Regions from separate parts of the Mus musculus genome. Here region 1 is linked to region 2. Evidence: chromatin loops called from intact Hi-C (ENCODE). Cell type or tissue: left cerebral cortex. All regions are shown on one strand. Each heading gives the region's core, and the rest is flanking DNA. Links, peaks and the distances in the headings are about the cores only. Region 1 holds the start of Gm39603 (a long non-coding RNA gene). Region 2 overlaps Spred2 (sprouty-related EVH1 domain containing 2).

Region 1 (8,982 bases), core at 485-8,484, 51 kb before region 2:
TTGCATGTTCTCTAGCAGGTCCCATGGCTCCAGGAGGTCTTGAGCTGCTCCCGGGCTCAGAGAGAGGGTATAAGCCAACAAGTAGACAAGTGCCTCCCTACCCCATTCTGCACCCCAACAAGGTTTCTCTGTGCAGCCCTGCCTGTCCTGGAACTCACTTTGTAGCCCAGGCTGGCCTTAAACTCAGAGATCTGCCTGTCTCTGCCTCCCAAGTACTGGGATTAAAGGTGTGTGTCACCAAGCCTGGCTTGTAGCAGTTGTAACTACACTCCTTTAGGGAGTCATAGTCCTCGCATATCAGCAGCTGTCTGTCACCCTGCAATACCAAGTGAGCCAGTCTGCTTTCATCTTGAGTGACTTGGAAGAGCCTGGATAAATCATACCCTGATACCACAATGTCTTGCTACTGGCCACAGTTGGTCAAATGACCATACCAACTGTAAGAGGCCGGGGGATGAACATCGAGCCTGTTTGCTATGTGCTGAGGCTGGTGGACCCAGGGGAGGGGTGCATCAAGCATGGAGTGAATGCAGGATTGTTGGAAACTGTTAATAGCTTTGGGGACCAAAATAACATTTAGGGGTTGCTGGGCAGATTTATCTGTAAAATATGTTTCTTTCCTTTTCTTTTTCTCTTCTCTTCTTTTCTTCTCTTTTCTTTCCTAACTATCTTATAAAATAAGTCACAAAAACCTCCAAGACACAAGCTGCGCTTAAGTACCATAAATTATCAGCAGGCACATATTCCAACAACAGCTCCCCAAAGCAGGAAGCACAGGCCACAGCAGACCTGGGAATTTCAGTTGTTAGCTGCAGTGGTTCTGCAACACTAAACCCGGCTTCTGAAAGTTCTGGCTTTGCAGACGTAGATTTATATCTTTTTCCTTTTGTTTCTTATGTCTTTTTGAGCCAAGGTCTTACTGTGTAGTCCAGACAGACCTAGGACTTAAGCCATCCTCCTTTTTCAACCTCCTGAGCCTCCACCACATGGTGTACAGAACTCTCTTTAAAAAGCATGTGTGTGTTGAAGCCGGGTGTGGTGGCGCACGCCTTTCATCCCAGCACTTGGGAGGCAGAGGCAGGCGGATTTCTGAGTTCGAGGCCAGCCTGGTCCACAAAGTGAGTTCCAGGACAGCCAGGGCTACACAGAGAAACCCTGTCTCGAAAATCCAAAAAAAAAAAAAAAAAAAAGTGTGTGTGTGTGTGTGTGTGCACGAACACTTGTGTGAACATGTGCACGCATACAATGTGCTCGTGCACACACACGCGCACCTGCACCCACTCATACATGCACACACAGGAAGACCCTAGGTGTATGGCTGTACCACTCTCTGACCTATTCTTTTGAGACTGAATTTCTCACTGAACCTGTTGCTATACTGGGTATATGCAGCCATGCCTGCCTTTTTAATGTGGGTTCTTGGGATTTGAACCCAAGTCCTCAGGCTTGCCGCGCAACTGTTCTTATCCACAGAGTTATCTTCAAAGCCTCAGAGCTCTGTTTTTCAACAGGAGGCAGTGAACACGCAGTGTGTCCATGAGCATAGGAAATGAGGCTGTCCTCCATCTCCTAGAACAAATGAAATGTGAGCGTTCCCTAGGTAACAGACCAGCCTCCTCATGGCTCGAGCAGCAAGGGAATGAGACGCCCCGAGAGACTGTGCAACTTGCTGTGTCCTCTAACTGTGGGCCACACTACAGCCTAAGGGTCAGTCAGCTATTGGAGACTCCCAGCTCTGGGCAGCTGCCCTGTGGTCCCAGCCAGAGTGTGCATCTACCTCAGCTCAGCACAGGGAGTGTAGAGATGCTGCATCTGAGAAAGGCTCCTCTTCCCGGCCTGACCACCATCTTTGCTGATGCAAACTCTGCCTGGGGCTGCCCCAGGCACCCTCAGTGAGCACTGCCAATCCAGTTACTAGCGTCAGGTCAGACTCCAGAGAGTATGGGCTGCCTCCCTTTCCCCGCCCTGGCCTTTGTGCCCACGGTGCAGCTGACCCAGTTCTTTGTAGAGAGGTGGGAAATAACCCTAGTCAGATGAGAGGAGATGAAGCAAATGCAGAGATACTTGAAAGTTCAGACATAGCTCTCCTAGGAGGGGGTGAGAAGCACCGGCCTTGTCTCTTCCCAGCATTTGAGGGAGGAAGAAGACTTCCAAAATACCAGAAGATGAGGGACGAGTGCAAAGCATTCTGTCTTCTGGAGAGGGATGAGTCATGCAGATCACGTGATCTCCTAGCCCCACCCCACCCCCATACTGCAAATGTACTCACATTGAGTGCACCTTAGATCTCTCCCGCCCTCCACCTTCTCCCTTCCTTCAAAACAAAAACACCAGCTGAAAGCCCACTATTTCCCTCCCTGTCTGCAAGCCTGCCGTGGTGTGGCAGCCGATAGCGAGGCCCCGGGCTCTGACTCAGACCTCCTTCCAGGTTGCCTGCTTTCTGCAAAAGGAACTTAGAAGCAGATGAACGGGTCTTCGGGGCATGCATGCATCCAAGGCGGTACAGGTGCACCTCAGGTTTGCAAGGATGGAAGACCCCACTATAGGACTCTTTGGGCTTTGGCTGCTGCAGTGATGAACTTTTGTTTGTTGTTGTTTGTTTGTTTGTTTGTTGTTTTTGAGACAGGGTTTCTCTGTATAGCCCTGGCTGTCCTGGAACTCACTTTGTAGCCCAGGCTGGCCTCGAACTCAGAAATCCGCCTGCCTCTGCCTCCAGAATGCTGGGAATAAAGGCGTGCGCCACCATGCCCGGCAGTGATGCACTTTTAAAGGACCACTAGGCTGGTAAGGAAGCAAAGACAGTCACCAAAAGGCGTCATGTAGGGGCCACACCACATTTCCTGCGCCCAAATGGGGAGACTCAGAAGTACCAGTGACCCCAGCGTCCTATCAGTTCTCTCTCTGTCACTGCACTGAACAGGACGGTTTTATGATGCTGTAATTGTCAGCTTTTAAGGTTGGGCAGACAGGATCGATTTTCTTTCTTTTGGAAGGGAGAAGGGTTTTTTTGGAAGCTACCCAAAAGGCAACCATAGTTACTGAAGGAGCACGGCAAAGCGTGAGTTGGAGGTGGTTATTATCCAAGCCTGACAAAGAGGGAAACTACGTGGGTTGATTTTCGCATCAAGCCACAAATATCAATCCCAAGGACTCCCAGATGAATGTGGATGCAGGGCAAGATGCACCTGATACGGCTTAAGGTATTCCTATTAGACTGCCAGGCAGCTCACAGGAACCAGAAACCTGGCATCAGCCCTCGAGCAAAGACAGGTCAGGAGCCAGTGTCCTGGCAGGACATTCACTTAGTGGATCGTCCCGGGATTCGAGCAGGAGAGCGTTCTCAGATTTCCTGCCATTCCCGTTAGCAGCTCTGAGCCAGACAGGCCTAGGGCTGAAAGGACCAGTTTTATTTCATCCAACCTCTTGGTTGATGACCATCTTCCACTAGGGTAGAAACTATCTTCTCCCAGTGTTTTCTCTTGTTGGCTGTGGTGCTGAGGATCAAACCCAGCGTTAAGCAAACACTTTAGTAACTACCAACTGAGCCCTACACCAAGTCCCCTGGCCCTCCCTCAGAGAGCAAGCTTTGAGCATGTGTCAACTCCTCAAGATGTTTAGAAAGACATGGAAGAGAGGTTAGGGTGTGGAGTGCAGCTGCTCAGACAGGATAGGAGCTATACTGAATTCTCTCCCTTAAGGATCCCAAGAGGTGGGCAGCAGATCCAACTGTTGGCTGGCTCAGAAATATCCTGGTAACAGTCGCCAGGCATGAACATCAAAACTAAGCAGGCATAAATCTACACAAAGGAGCTTAGGGCACCCATTCACATTTGCCTTGTCTGATGACCAGGGCTGAGCCATATGGCTCCCTATGCAATGGAAAAACACCAACAGAGGGCCAACAGAAAGATAGCAGAGCTGTCCTCAAGCCCCGGAAGTCACACATCTCCCTGAATGTTACTGTCCTGAGTGAACTAGATGCTGGGTTCAGATAACCCGGTCGTGACAGCTGCATGATGCTGGGCCGGAACTCACTGGACTTAGAACAAAAGAACCAAAGGTCTAAGATAAGATACAAAGAGCAGAATAGGGATACAAAGTAACCAAAGCCAGAGGAGACAGAGCCACTCTAGGCCAAGGGAGTGAAGGGCAGGATTGACAGGCTGGGCGCAGAAGCATCTCTCTGTAATCCCAGCACTCAGGAGACTGAGGCAGGAGGATTAGGTGCTCAAACCTATTTTTTGGCTACATAATGAATTCAAGGCTAATCTGGGCTACATGTGACCCTGTCTCCTACAAGAAGAAGAAGGAGGAGGAGGAGGAGGAGGAGGAGGTGGTGGTGGTGGTGGTGGAGGGGATTGCTTTGTGGAAGTAAAGTGCTTGCCATGCAAGCAGGATGTCCTGAATTCAGAGCCCCAGAACCCACATGAGAAGCCTTGGGAGCAGGAGGTTGGGGCTGGGGACATTGGGGACAGGTGGGAGCAGGAGGTTAGGGGCTGGGGACATTGGGGACAGGTGGGAGCAGGAGGTTAGGGGCTGGGGACATTGGGGACAGGTGGGAGCAGGAGGTTAGGGGCTGGGGACATTGGGGACAGGTGGGAACAGGAGGTTAGGGGCTGGGGACATTGGGGACAGGTGGGAGCAGGAGGTTAGGGGCTGGGGACATTGGGGACAGGTGGGAGCAGGAGGTTAGGGGCTGGGGACATTGGGGACAGGTGGGAGCAGGAGGTTAGGGGCTGGGGACATTGGGGACAGGTGGGAGCAGGAGGTTAGGGGCTGGGGACATTGGGGACAGGTGAGAACAGGAGGTTAGGGGCTGGGGACATTGGGGACAGGTGGGAACAGGAGGTTAGGGGCTGGGGACATTGGGGACAGGTGGGAGCAGGAGGTTAGGGGCTGGGGACATTGGGGACAGGTGGGAACAGGAGGTTAGGGGCTGGGGACATTGGGGACAGGTGGGAGCAGGAGGTTAGGGACTGGGGACATTGGGGACAGGTGGGAGCAGGAGGTTAGGGACTGGGGACATTGGGGACAGGTGGGAGCAGGAGGTTAGGGGCTGGGGACATTGGGGACAGGTGGGAGCAGGAGGTTAGGGGCTGGGGACATTGGGGACAGGTGGGAGCAGGAGGTTAGGGACTGGGGACATTGGGGACAGGTGGGAGCAGGAGGTTAGGGACTGGGGACATTGGGGACAGGTGGGAGCAGGAGGTTAGGGGCTGGGGACATTGGGGACAGGTGGGAGCAGGAGGTTAGGGGCTGGGGACATTGGGGACAGGTGGGAGCAGGAGGTTAGGGACTGGGGACATTGGGGACAGGTGGGAGCAGGAGGTTAGGGGCTGGGAACATTGGGGACAGGTGGGAGCAGGAGGTTAGGGGCTGGGGACATTGGGGACAGGTGGGAGCTGAAGCTCATTGGTGGGTTCCAGGTTCAGTAAAAGAACTTCTCAAAAAGGGGGTGGTAGAGAGAAACTGACACCCAATGTCAGATTCTAAGCAAGCACACACACACACACACACACACACACACACACACACATGCACACACACACACACCACACACACACACACCCCATACACACACCACACACACGCACACACACACACACACACACACACACACACACACACCACACACACACACACCACACACACACACACACACACACACACACCACACACACACACACACACACAACACACACACACACACACACACACACACACACACACAACACACACACACACACACACACACACACACACACACACACACACACACACACACACCATACACACACCAAGAAAAAGAGAAAAGGGCTGGAAATAACCACAAAATATTCTGTTGACCAGAAATAGGAAGAGGGCAAACGTTTTCTGTTTTCAATATATTTTTATATACCTAAAGGTTATTGAGAATTCCAAAGACTCTTGTGTAGGTACACATAGATGTTTTATAATTCAAATTTTATTATTTTATGTGTGGGGTGGTTTGCTTACATGTATGAATGGACACCACGTGTATGCAGTGCCAAAGCAATCCAGAAGAGGGCACCAGATTCCCTGGAATTGGCGTTACAGCCAATTGAGAGTCACCGTGAGTGCCGGGGTTTAAACCTAGATCCTATGGAAGAGCAGCCAGTACGATTAACTGGTGACCCAACTTTCCAGCCCCAAAGATCCTTACAAATCCGTTCTTGTTTTGTTTTGATTTTGAGAAAAGGTCTCACTATGGAACGCTGTATAGAGAAGACCAAGAGAGACTCAACATGATCTATCTGCCTCTGCCTTGGGAAGGCTAGAATTAAAGGCATTCACCACCACACCCAGCTTTCCCTGGTTATGCTTATTAATATGACTGCATTAGAAATTAAAACTGAGCAGAGCATGGTGGCGCACGCCTTTAATCCCAGCACTTGGGAGGCAGAAGCAGGCGGATTTCTGAGTTCGAGGCCAGCCTGGGCTACAAAGTGAGTTCCAGGACAGCCAGGGCTACAGAGAAACCCTGTCTCGAATAACCAAAAAAAAAAAAAAAAAAAAAAAAAAAAAAAAAAAGAAAGAAAGAAAAAAGAAATTAAAACTGAGGGTTGGAGAGATGGCTCAGAGGTTGAAAACACTAGGTGCACTTCTAGAGGACTCAGGTTCAAATTCTAGCACGTGGCAGCTCACTGTAACTCCGAGATATACACTCTCACATAGATGAACATGCAGGCTAAACACCAATGCACAAAAAGTAAACAAAAATAAATAAATACAACATAAATTAAATGTGGCTGGGCATGGTTTACATAGTAAGTGCCAGGCCAACCAAGGCTCCATAGTGAGATCCTGTCTCAAAAAAAAAAAAAAAAAAAAAAAGATACTCCAGAGTAAAAGAACCATCCAACCATCCCTAACTCCCCAAATCAAACCAACAACAACAAAAATAAATCTTAAAAAAAACTTTAAAATGATTTTATTTGTATTTTATGCACATTGTTATTTTGCTTGTATGTCTATGTGAAGGCGTTAGATCCCCTGGAATTATAAACAGTTGAGCTGCAATGTGGTTGCTGGGAATTGAACCCAGGACTTCTGGAAGAACAGCTGGTACTCTCAACCCCTGAGCCATCTCTCCATTCCATATAAATGAAAAGACTTTTATTTTATGTATTTGAGTACATTGTCACTGTCTTCAGATAGAGCAGAAAGGGGTATCAGATCTCTGGATGGTTGTGAGCCACCATGTGGTTGCTGGGAATCCAACTCAGGACCTCTGGAAGAGTAGTCAGTGGTCTTAACCACTGAGCCATCTCTCCAGCCCCAAATGAAAAGACTTTTACTTTGCAAATATTTGTAATGGAATAGAGCTGGATTCTCATAACTGCTTGTGAACTCAATCTGTTGTGGATATGTTTTTTAAAATATATCTATTTATCTTATTTTATTTATGTGCACGTGTGTGTGTGTGTGTGTGCATGTGTGTGTGTCTGTGTGTGTGTGTGTCTGTGTGTGTGTGTGTGTGCATGTGTGTGTCTCTGTGTGCGTGTGTGTGTGCAGTTACAGGTGGATGTGAACCATCAGAAGGGACAGGGAACCCAGCCTGGGTCATCTACGAGAGGAATAAGTGTTCTTAGCCGTTGATCTGTCCTTCCAGCTCCCCAGCTCCACGGTGTTATTTTGGTGATGAAAAATATATATGGAGAAAATCTGACTTCAGACTGGTCTGTTATGGGAGGGAAAAGAGGATTTGTGCACATGTCTGTTTTAATCTCTTTTTTTTTTCCCCTTTAGACAGGGTTTCATTATATAGATCAAGCAGCCCTTGAACTCATAGAAATTTACCTGCCTCTGCCTTCTGGGTGCTAGGATTAAAGGTAAACACCTGGCTGGTAAGAGGATTTTAATAACTTCTTGAAATCTTGTGACTAGTTCTTTGGTACTAAGCCAAATTCACAACTACAGCTTTTTCTTTTCTTTTTTATTTTTTTTTTTTATTTTTTTTTATTTTTTTTTTTTTTTCGGTTTTTCGAGACAGGGTTTCTCTGTATAGCCCTGGCTGTCCTGGAGCTCACTTTGTAGACCAGGCTGGCCTCGAACTCAGAAATCCGCCTGCCTCTGCCTCCCGAGTGCTGGGATTAAAGGCGTGCGCCACCACGCCCGGCTTTCTTTTCTTTTTTAAACATGTACTTTTTGATTATTTGGAAAATTCCCATTATGCATCCTGACCACTTATTTCCCAGTCCTCCCCGGTCCACTCTCTCTCGTGACTTTCTCTAAAACAAAGAAGAAAAGAAAAAGAAAAAGAAAATACCAAGTGCAATTTGTGTTGCCCATATTCTCACCACAGCACGGTCAAACTCCCAGTGGTCGGCCCCTTTAAGAAAACGGTGTCCTTCCGTCCCCGACTCCTGCCAGAAGCCATCAGCTGGAAGAGCTACACTTCAGCATCCCTATCACAACCTGGTTTTTTTTAAGATTCATTTATTTTATGTGCATCTGTGTTTTGCCTTTTATGTATGTCTGTGTGAGGGTTCCAGATATCCTAGAACTGGAGTTATCGGCAGTTGTGAGCTGCCATGTGGGTTCCCAGAATTGAACCCAAATTCTCTGAAAGAGCAGCCAATGCTCTTAACCACTGAGCGATCTTTCCCTGACTCCCCACTCCATATCATAACTTTTTTTGTTGTTGTTAATTTTTGAGACAGGGTCTCACTATAGCCCTGGCTGTCCTGGAACTCACTCTGTAGACCAGGCTGGCAGTGAACTCAGAGATTTGTCTGCCTCCGGAGTGCTGGGATTGCGAGTGTGTGATTTCACTTGGGTAGGGGGCAAGGTGTGTGTGTAATATACAAAATAACGGGAATGAAGTGGGCCAACCCCTCCAGAATAACTCTCCTATTCATTGTACTTTTGCTTCCACCCATGTGCCACCGCCTCCCAGCTCCCTTTTTAGAGTTTTTTTTTTTTCCAATGACTTTCTGTCCAGACTTTCTTTTTAGGGGA
Region 2 (8,982 bases), core at 648-8,647:
ATCTCTCCCAAACAAAAGGTGATAACGTAGCCCACAGGAAGGAAGGAGAGCCAGGGCCCACAGGCCACAGGCAGGGTTTTTACGAGCCTCACTTTATATTCTAGTCAGAGCCACCCGTAGAGTGTCCTTTCAGGCGGCAAGAGTTAGTGTTTCATTTTGTGCTCTTTCACCTTGGTTCTGAGTTCTGTCATCTCCTTTACTACAGAGGGAAAGATAAGCAATAATGTCCTATTTTCAAGGTATCTGCTCTGCAGTGGGGGCTAAATCTCCACTCCTCAGCAGACACTGGCTAGGAGGCAGCCAAGTTGGTAGTTATCCAATCATGTGGTGACGGGACATTAGGCAACTTAGTTCCACGCTCCTTTTACGCTAGAAAGAACAGGACTGAGTGGGACTCCTCATTCCGGGAGAAAAGGGACCGTTCAAGGTTACTGACCCCCCAGGACCGAGGAAGGGCGGTTCCCCACCGCTGTCCACAGTTTACAAACAAGGGCTCCATGTTGTGGGAAAAGTCCCTGGATCGGTGCTGTTGGGATTTTAAGATTTACTGGCTTAGGTAACAACTGTGAAGGAATTTTAAGTGAAGAGGAATTACTAACAGCCCAACTCCAGGAGAGAGCAACAGCTGGAGGGGGGTGAGGGGCCATCTGGGCTGTTCCTCCTCAACAGAGGTCATTCCATTTGGCATTTATTAGTCTAACTAGACCTGGTAACACATCCTCTTCTCACAACTGGGTGTGACTCTTTGAATCTACTACTGAGCCACAGCCTCTTCATATGCAGCAGGGGGGGGGGGAGTCAAAGGGCTTTTGAGGTCTCTTTACAACTTCTGTATTATTTTTTTTTTTAATTGGCTTTACAGTCCCTTAGTGTTGCCAAGGGCTTTAGCAAACACACGCTACTGAAACATCTTGCAGAAGCAGAAAACTTGTAGTAGTAAAAATCCAACAGAATACATTTAATAGAAAAAGACCAGAAGCCACCAAGACCCATGACAACACCACAGGCCCAGCTCCTTCACTCAGCATGGAGTTACTACGCAATCATAAAACTCCCAGGGTAAGGGAGTCCTATTGAAGTCTTTTGAAAATGGAAGAAAATGGGCTCAGTGGCAGGGTGTTTGCCTAGAATGTGCATGCGCCGCACATGCGAGTACACACACACACACACACACACACACACACACACACACACACACACGCAGAGCATGGAATGTTTTTAGAATAAACTGAATACGCTACATGTGCTGATAAAAGGCTGTAACTAGCATAGGAGGAGTTTTTTCTTGTTTTTAATGTGCACTGGTGTTTTGCCTACATGTATTTGTATGAAGGTATCAGATCTTGGAGTTGCATACAGTTGTGAGCTGTCACATGGGTACTGGGAATTGAAACTAGGTTCTCTGGAAGCACCGAGCCACCTATTCAGCCTCCCCTCGTTTTTTTTTAGATTTATTTTTTATTTTATGTATATGAGTACACTGTAGCTATCTTCAGACAAGCCATAAGAGGGTATCAGATCCCATTACAGATGGTTGTGAGCCACCATGTGGTTGCTGGGAATTGAACTCAGGGTCTCTGGAAGAGAAGTCAGTGCTCTTAACCGCTGAGCCATCATCTCTTCAGTCTTCTTTTTTTTTTTTTTTTAAAGGCAGTTTCACTGTATATTCTGGGTTGGCTTGAGACTCCCATATGTACACCAGGCTAACCTTGAACTCACAGAGATTGACCTGAAGTCAACATAATAAAGCCATCATTGTGAGCAACACTAGTACCAAGGAAAGAATAAAAGGTCTCTAACATAAGGCCAGTCAACACCCAGCTCTGTATTCTATGGCAGTGTCGACATCTGCCTCCTTCTCACCCTTCCCCTTTCTAAAGATTAAATTTGGCTATTCAAATCTACCTGTGGGTGTGACTGTGAGGACGTACAGAGGTCGGGGCTGCCGGTAGTTAGCTCTTCCTTTCTACCATTTGGGCTGCAGACACAAACTCAGGCCATGAGTTACTAACTTATTAAGAGCCATCTACTCTGGCCTTCATCCTGGTTCTCTGGGACAGTTGCAATTCCCAAGGCACCACAAATAAACCACCTCGCCTCTGGCAACTTCCTCCAGTGAGCAGGTCTGGAAGGGAGTTCTTTAAGCCTAAGCAAAGACTAGATTAAACATAACAGGATGCTCAGAGGCACATCTCCTTGCCTTTGCATACAATCAACCTTAGCCTTTATTAAAAGGCAATTCCACCTCAAAAGACTTTCAAACATATTTTCACTTCAGTATTCACAATAAGCCAAAAGGTGGCAATAATCTAAATTCATTCATCCAGAGAGGACTGGTTAAACAATACACAATGGGTCATCGCTCAGCCTTAATAAACAGTGGAGTCGACAATGGGATGAGTTTTGAGAAAGCTAAGCAAAAGAACCCAGTCCAAAAAAAAAGGGGGGGGGGACAAGCTGTGTGGAAGTGTTGGCACAAGCCTTTAATCCCAGCACTCGGGAGGCAGAGGCAGGTAGACTCTGAGTTCGAAGCCAGCCTGGTCTACAGTGAGTTCCAGGGCTACACAGGGAAACCCTGTGTCTTAAAAAAGAAGGAGGAGGAGGAGGAGAAGTCATTGCACCATCCATTCTATTTATATTATTATCTAAAAGCCATGGAAACAGAGTAGTATGGTGGCTGTCCTGGGCCGGGGAAGAGAGTCAACCACCGTGCCTGGAGTTTCGGTTTTGCAAGGTGAAATGTTCTAGAGATCTAGAATGCACAGAATCAGTGTCACTTTAGCATACACTAAGCAGTTGCTAAAAAATATTGGGGTGAAAAAAACCACTGATTTGTGTGCATGGGGGAGGGGTGTTATGTCACAGTGCAGATGTGGAGGTCAAAGGGCAACCCCCACGAATCCATCCTCAGGCTTAATGACAAGCGTCTTGATTTGCTGAGCCCTCTCACTGGCCCTGTATCCTGGTTTCTGCCACATGAGAAGGGGGTACCTTGAGAAGTAAGGGAGCCACTTGAACTGGGTTCAGGAAGTCTGGGTTGCATGCAGGAACACTCCCAAAGCCTGAAGGAGTGAGCATCACCACTGACAAAAGGTAACAGTCGGCGCATGCGCAGGACCCTCTCCAGGCGCTGCTTCCAATGCTTAAGGCCCGTTACTCTGCTCTTCTGCGTGCAAGGCAGGTCACACACAGCTCAAACCTCTTAAGTACTGGCTTTACTGACAGAAAATGGCGTTTCTTATAATATCATCTCAAAACATCAGACGAGTTAAATAGAACAGTGTACCCCCAAACTCTGAGACAACATTCTAAAAAGAAAAAAAAGGAAGGCTAACTTATCTTTATGGGTAAATCGCATGCATATCACATGTGTGTCCACAAATTCCCTGGCACTGGAGTTACTGAAGGTTGTGAGTCTCCATGTGGGTGCTGGGAACCAAACCTGGGTCATCAGCAAAAGCAGGTGGTGCTCTTAAATACTGAGCCTCTGAACACTGAACAGTCTATATACAATGCAACACACACACACACACACACACACACACACACACACACACACCGGGATATTTTTATGATTAGACCCTTTTTATTTCTTCTGATCTCAGTTTTGAAGATTACTAAAAACAATTACAAGAGTTTTCTAACACTTCCATTTCTTCTCCATGGGAGTTAGCCATGTTTTTAATATTACTCAAGGCAGGAAAAAAAGGGACTGGCTTGATTTCCCCCCCCCTTTGGAACAAGTTCCTGCCAGATTCTGCACACTGCAGCTCTCCGGCGATGTGATGAGAACACATGCCCACCCACAGACACTAACTTTGCTCCTCACCCTCCCTGAGCAGCCTGTGACACATGCTGCTGTGCTCAGCGGATGGAATTCAAGAGCCCCAGTCAAGCAGCAGGGCCCAGGGGGCCAGAGCAATGGCAGGCAGGCAACCGAGGAAGCAAGTGTTTATAAATGAGGAGAGGAAGAGGGGAAGAAAGGGAGGGAGAGAAAAGGGGAGGAGGGAGAGGAGGACAAGAGCAGGGGGGTGGTAGGAAGCACAGAGAGGGGCAGAGAGAGTGTTTCCATTCTTTACAATTGCATGATTTACCTCTTGATTGGAATCTAAATACAGCATCTCACTGAGATTTCTCCCATAATGACCTCAGAAGACAGCAAGAACAGCCGAATCCCAGCACCACTCCCAGAAGGCATAGCGAGGAAGGGTCCACTTACAATCCAAGTCAAAAGCTTTCAAAAGAGAACTGAGGTGCCAGCCTCCTTCTGAAGTATTGGCTTTCTCTATGGTTCTCATGAGCCACAAGGAAATGGTACTTACAACTCAACTCATGTGCATGGCTCCCCTGGCTGCCCCACTTTCAACGCCAAGGCACTCTAGGTGTTAACGCACTGAACTGCCAGCAAGCTAATGCCCAGCAAAAGGAACAGTCCACAGTAGCTAGATAAGAGAGGGCACGTATCCGTTTATACTTCAGAGGGAGGCTTGTGGCTTAAGAAATTTACTCTATGCTTGTCTCTGGCTTCTCTGAGCTAAACAGAAAACCTACAATTTCCAAATAATGACAAAAATTCGTGTGTGCTCCAGACATTGGACAAGTGTGACACAGGCAATGCACGGGTAAAGCCTCTGGTGGGAGCCAGCCATGTTCTCAGCACACACTCTCATACATGTGAACAGCAGGAGCAGGCTGCAGACTCCAGAAACAGGACTCTCAAAAGCACGTGAGTATTTTTAAATGTTGGCAGCTGGTCTATAGTGATTTTAAATTAGCTTGTTTTTATGAAATAGTTACTGAATTCATATAGCTGTAATAGATCCTAAAAAGAGGAGTCTTCCAAACAGCTAAAAACTGGGAAGCTGTCTGTTCCACTAAGATACCATGGACACTATGGTCTCTTAGGATGAATGAACTCCATGACTGACACCTCCCAAGACACAGAGCGGAAAAGCACGTCTTTTGTCTACGGTTACGTCACTTGGCTGGGTTCAGAAAGCGTGGTTATCAAAACCACCATCAGCTGGATTTTGGAGTAGAGCATTCTTTCAGCAACCAAAGTTAAAAGAGGGCTGGGCCTGGGTCCAAGTGCATACACATGTGAGTGCCTAGCCCATGCCTCGCACATCAAAGGCCTCAAGTTCAATCAATATCCACTGACTACTTCTAAGCTGAAGAATAAGACCTTTAGTAGCAGTGGTAGAAGAGAAAGAACTCTAAAGACTATCTATGGTCACCCTGGGCTGACGGTTCACGGTGTTCATCATCAACGGTCACCCTGGGAGCAGCAGCCACAGCTCATGTACAAAGCTCCGAGATCTGGAAGAACTGGTCCTCACCTGGGCTAGTCCTAAGGAGACAAAGATCGGGAAAACAGGATATTTTCATAGAAAATACCAACCAATCAAGAGATTTAGCCTTGGTGGCCTGGAACTTGCTAGGTAGACCAGGCTGACCATGAATTCACAGAGATCTGCCTAACTCTGTCTTTTCTGGTTTTGTTTTGTTTGTTTGTTTGTTTGTTTGTTTTGGTTTTTCGAGACAGGGTTTCTCTGTATAGCCCTGGCTGTCCTGGAACTCACTTTGTAGACCAGGCTGGCCTCGAACTCAGAAATCCGCCTGCCTCTGCCTCCTGAGTGCCGGGATTAAAGGCGTGTACCACCACGCCCGGCTCTTTTTTTTTTTTTTTTAAGATTTATTTATTATGATTACACTGTAGCTGTCTTCAGACACACCAGAAGAGTGCATTGGATCCCACTGCAGATGGTTGTCAGCCACTATGTGGTTGCTGGGAATTGAACTCAGAGCCTCTGGAAGAGCAGCCAGTGCTCTTAACCACTGGGCCATCTCTCCAGCCCTGTTTTTATGTTTTCTAAGAGACAAGATCTTATACTGTAGTCCAGGCTGGCCTAGAATTTACAATAATCCTACTTCGGCTTCCTGAGTGCTGAAATTACAGGCATGAGCCATTATGCTTGATGAAGTTTTGACAAAGTGAACCACAAACTGAGTGTTTTTAACCAAAACTCTGGGGGAGCTCATATACATACATATATCCAAAACTATGTATTCTAGTCAAGTCAACATGCTCAAAGCTTTCCTGACCTTGAAACACAATCTTAATGAGAAGGAAAAAGGCTCTCATTTTGGATCTGAAATATTTTTAATATCAGCAAGTGCTGTTATTGAATGTGTACTATATATACATATATGCACATATGCACACAAAAATAAACGCTACAGATGTGGGCAGGGAATTCTTAGCCAGACCCCAACATACTCCAAACACTATTCTTCCTCATTATCATCCTTGACCAAAATTAGCAAGTTACGGCATAACAGGTGGCTTTCATTTATAGAATGTAAAATTAATGAAATTTAAAGGTGGTTTGTCTTGAAAAACAAGCTGGCCATTCTTTTTTTTTTTTTTTTTTAAAGAAAGAAAAGAAAAAAAAAGCACACTATAATCTACAAACAGAACATACTGAGCAAACTCCTTCCAAGTTTTCTAAATGTGCTGAAACCAATAAATGAAATAAATCTGTTTACCAGGAGTTTAAAATTCATACACCTGAAGAAAACCAAGGCTTTACTATAGGCTCTATGATAAATAAACAGGAACGAAGCCCGCCTTGCTCGCTAGCTTGGTAATTCCAGATCTGTAGATGTTCTCTCTAAGGGACCGCAGGATTTACACCACAGAGGGGACTGTGTAGTCAGTGTTTCATCTCAGGCAAATGTATGGGCAGCCAGCGGTAGTACAGGTCCTGACCCCAGGCGGAGAGCCCGTCCAGCAAGGCAGACATAGCACAGATATAAACTTAACTAGAGCATCTGTCCCGGACAAGAAGGATTTAAAAAGTGTCCTTTAAAAATATGAGGAGACGCTGAACAGTCTGTCAACACACATAGGAATGTTTAATATACTCAAATAAACAAGGCATGTGCCTCCACTAGCCAGGCATTGTTTAAATTTAGTGAGTGAAGAAAAGAGAGAAGGTTAGACAGGCAGCCACAGCCTCCCAATTATGTGGAATGATCCTTCAGGTCATGTGGAAGCTATAATTAAATGTTGCTATCAAGTCCCCACTCCCTTTTCTTCTACCTTGGAAAAGTTGATGCTCTGATTCAAGCAAATTGTGATCGGCAAAAAATAAACATATCAGCTGAGGAGGGGAATAAAGCTTTCTTGGATTAAGCCACACAAAGGGGGGGGGGGCTGGGTAGACGGTACGGATACTGAAAGATATTCATATTAGACTGTTGACACCAGATAACACCCTTAGCTACCCCCCTAGAAGGTCTGTTGTCCTTCTGTTTCCAAGCAGCATCCTTAAAACTTATTAATATAAAATAATGGGTTAAAGCCATTTTGATGTGAATCTCTAGGGAGATTCAGAGAGGGCGATGAGTGAAGAAAACCTATTCGATAGAAGATCAGTGGTTACCTGTCTTTGCATGTGGGTGAACACACAAACACACACACATACACACATACACACACACACACACACACCCCACACAGGTCCTGAGGATAATGTTTCTCCCAAAAGAATGTTACACGCAAACACTGGACAGGTTCAGCAGAGAGGAGAACAAGGAGAAACTACAACCCAAGCAAAGAGCCGGCACGTACCTGCCCGGAGATGCCATTTCCTCTACATTGTGGAGTCCAAGGGCTGCCCGTTAGCATCATCGCTACGATAAAGCTTCCGATAAAAATGGATCCTCTCAGGCTGACCTGCGAACCAGCTGGCTGCTGAGCAGTAGTTTCCCCCATATATGATTCAGTCTCCTTGACAAATATACTGCATTGTACCGGATGAGTCATCGGCGGGTTAGAGTCCGCAGTTTACAGGCCCGTTGTCATTACCCACCCACTTCCTGCTCCTCAGAAGTAGAAGCTGGGAGGCTGGCAGCTGACAGAGGCTGGGATTTTTCAATTAAAAAATTGTTTAAAAAATTCCTGTAAGTTACAATGATCAGTCATTGACAGACGTCCGAAATGCACAGGAAGCCGAGCTCACACACAACGAGCTGCGAGCTCACACACACAGCGTGCTGCGATTCCAGTCTGTAGACCCACAAGTGTGAGCCGATTGTTGCCCTGCCAAGCCACGGAACTTTGTTCAGATCTGTCTCTCTAAAGCGTCTGGTTGGGGCTTTGTTGATTCCTGTGTTGCTTTCATGTCCAATCCGGCCTGACCTCAAAATCACCATTCTCCTGCCTCAGCTTCCCTAATGCTGGTATTACAAGTGGATGTGACCATGTTCAGCTTGATTCTTGGGTTGTAGGATTACCAATTACAGGAATTATAAAAACCTATACATAAAAATGATTTTGGAGGTGGGCATAGTAACACACTCCTGTGGCCCTCTAGCCCTCAGGAAGCTGCTGACACAGGACAAGAGCGAGAGGCCTGGGTTACACAGTGAGACCTTTTCTCCAAAATAAATCAGTAATGACCACACAGGGAGCTGGGAATGCGCTCTGTTGGGAGAGTGCTTACAAAGCATGCCTAAGCCCCCAGTTCAGTTCTCCACACTGCAAAAACCCAGGTGTGGTGGCCCATTCCTCAGCACTAGGAAGGTAGGTAGAGTATAGGAGTTCAAGGTCAACCACAGCCCCAGAGAGCGCCAGGTCAGACCTGTCTCAAAAGTTACAATTACTAAAGTATGTCAGGGGTGATATGAAATGATATGAGATTTGTTATAAATATTTTATGCTCCCCCCCCCCCCACACACAATAAGTAGTATAAAGGCAGGAGGTAAAGAAACAGCAAAACTTGGATAAACTGCTGCATCTGAGACTTTATTTTTGTCTTCTGGGTATCTTGAAAAGTTTGTAATCTTTACACGCATGTTTTCTTCACCTCCTAGGATGCCGTGTGAACCAGAACAAGGTCCGTTTTTACTTGGGCATGGAGCTGCCGTGCATGGAAACGGGGGTGGGGAGAGATACCTGCAGCCTGATACCTTGT

Evidence for each region. A loop is a pair of places that touch in the nucleus more often than their neighbours do. Peaks named below come from ENCODE experiments on the same cell type or tissue, not always from the same donor. Only the 100,000 strongest peaks of a DNase experiment are listed, where the experiment ranks them.
Region 1: it touches region 2 in a loop (3-fold over the local background); 11 of 42 quality-filtered maps call a loop at or near these places.

The regions. Positions count from the first base shown.
Region 1 is chr11:20,028,811-20,037,792 of GRCm38, reverse strand. Gm39603 (a long non-coding RNA gene) reads left to right here and starts at 1,181. Exons shown (of 5, transcript XR_872273.2): 1 at 1,181-2,517; 2 at 7,846-7,853. In left cerebral cortex, for the core only: a CTCF peak has its summit at 6,029 (motif pointing right); DNase peaks (open chromatin) are centred at 2,212, 3,083, 3,723, 6,058 and 2 more places; H3K27ac peaks cover 3,621 bases.
Region 2 is chr11:19,978,357-19,987,338 of GRCm38, reverse strand. The region is part of intron 1 of Spred2 (sprouty-related EVH1 domain containing 2); the gene reads right to left. Among named protein-coding and RNA genes, the nearest start is that of Gm39603, 54 kb to the left of the region's middle. In left cerebral cortex, for the core only: no CTCF peak of the experiment used is centred there; DNase peaks (open chromatin) are centred at 4,714, 4,970, 6,935, 7,808 and 2 more places; H3K4me3 peaks cover 2,042 bases; H3K27ac peaks cover 2,872 bases.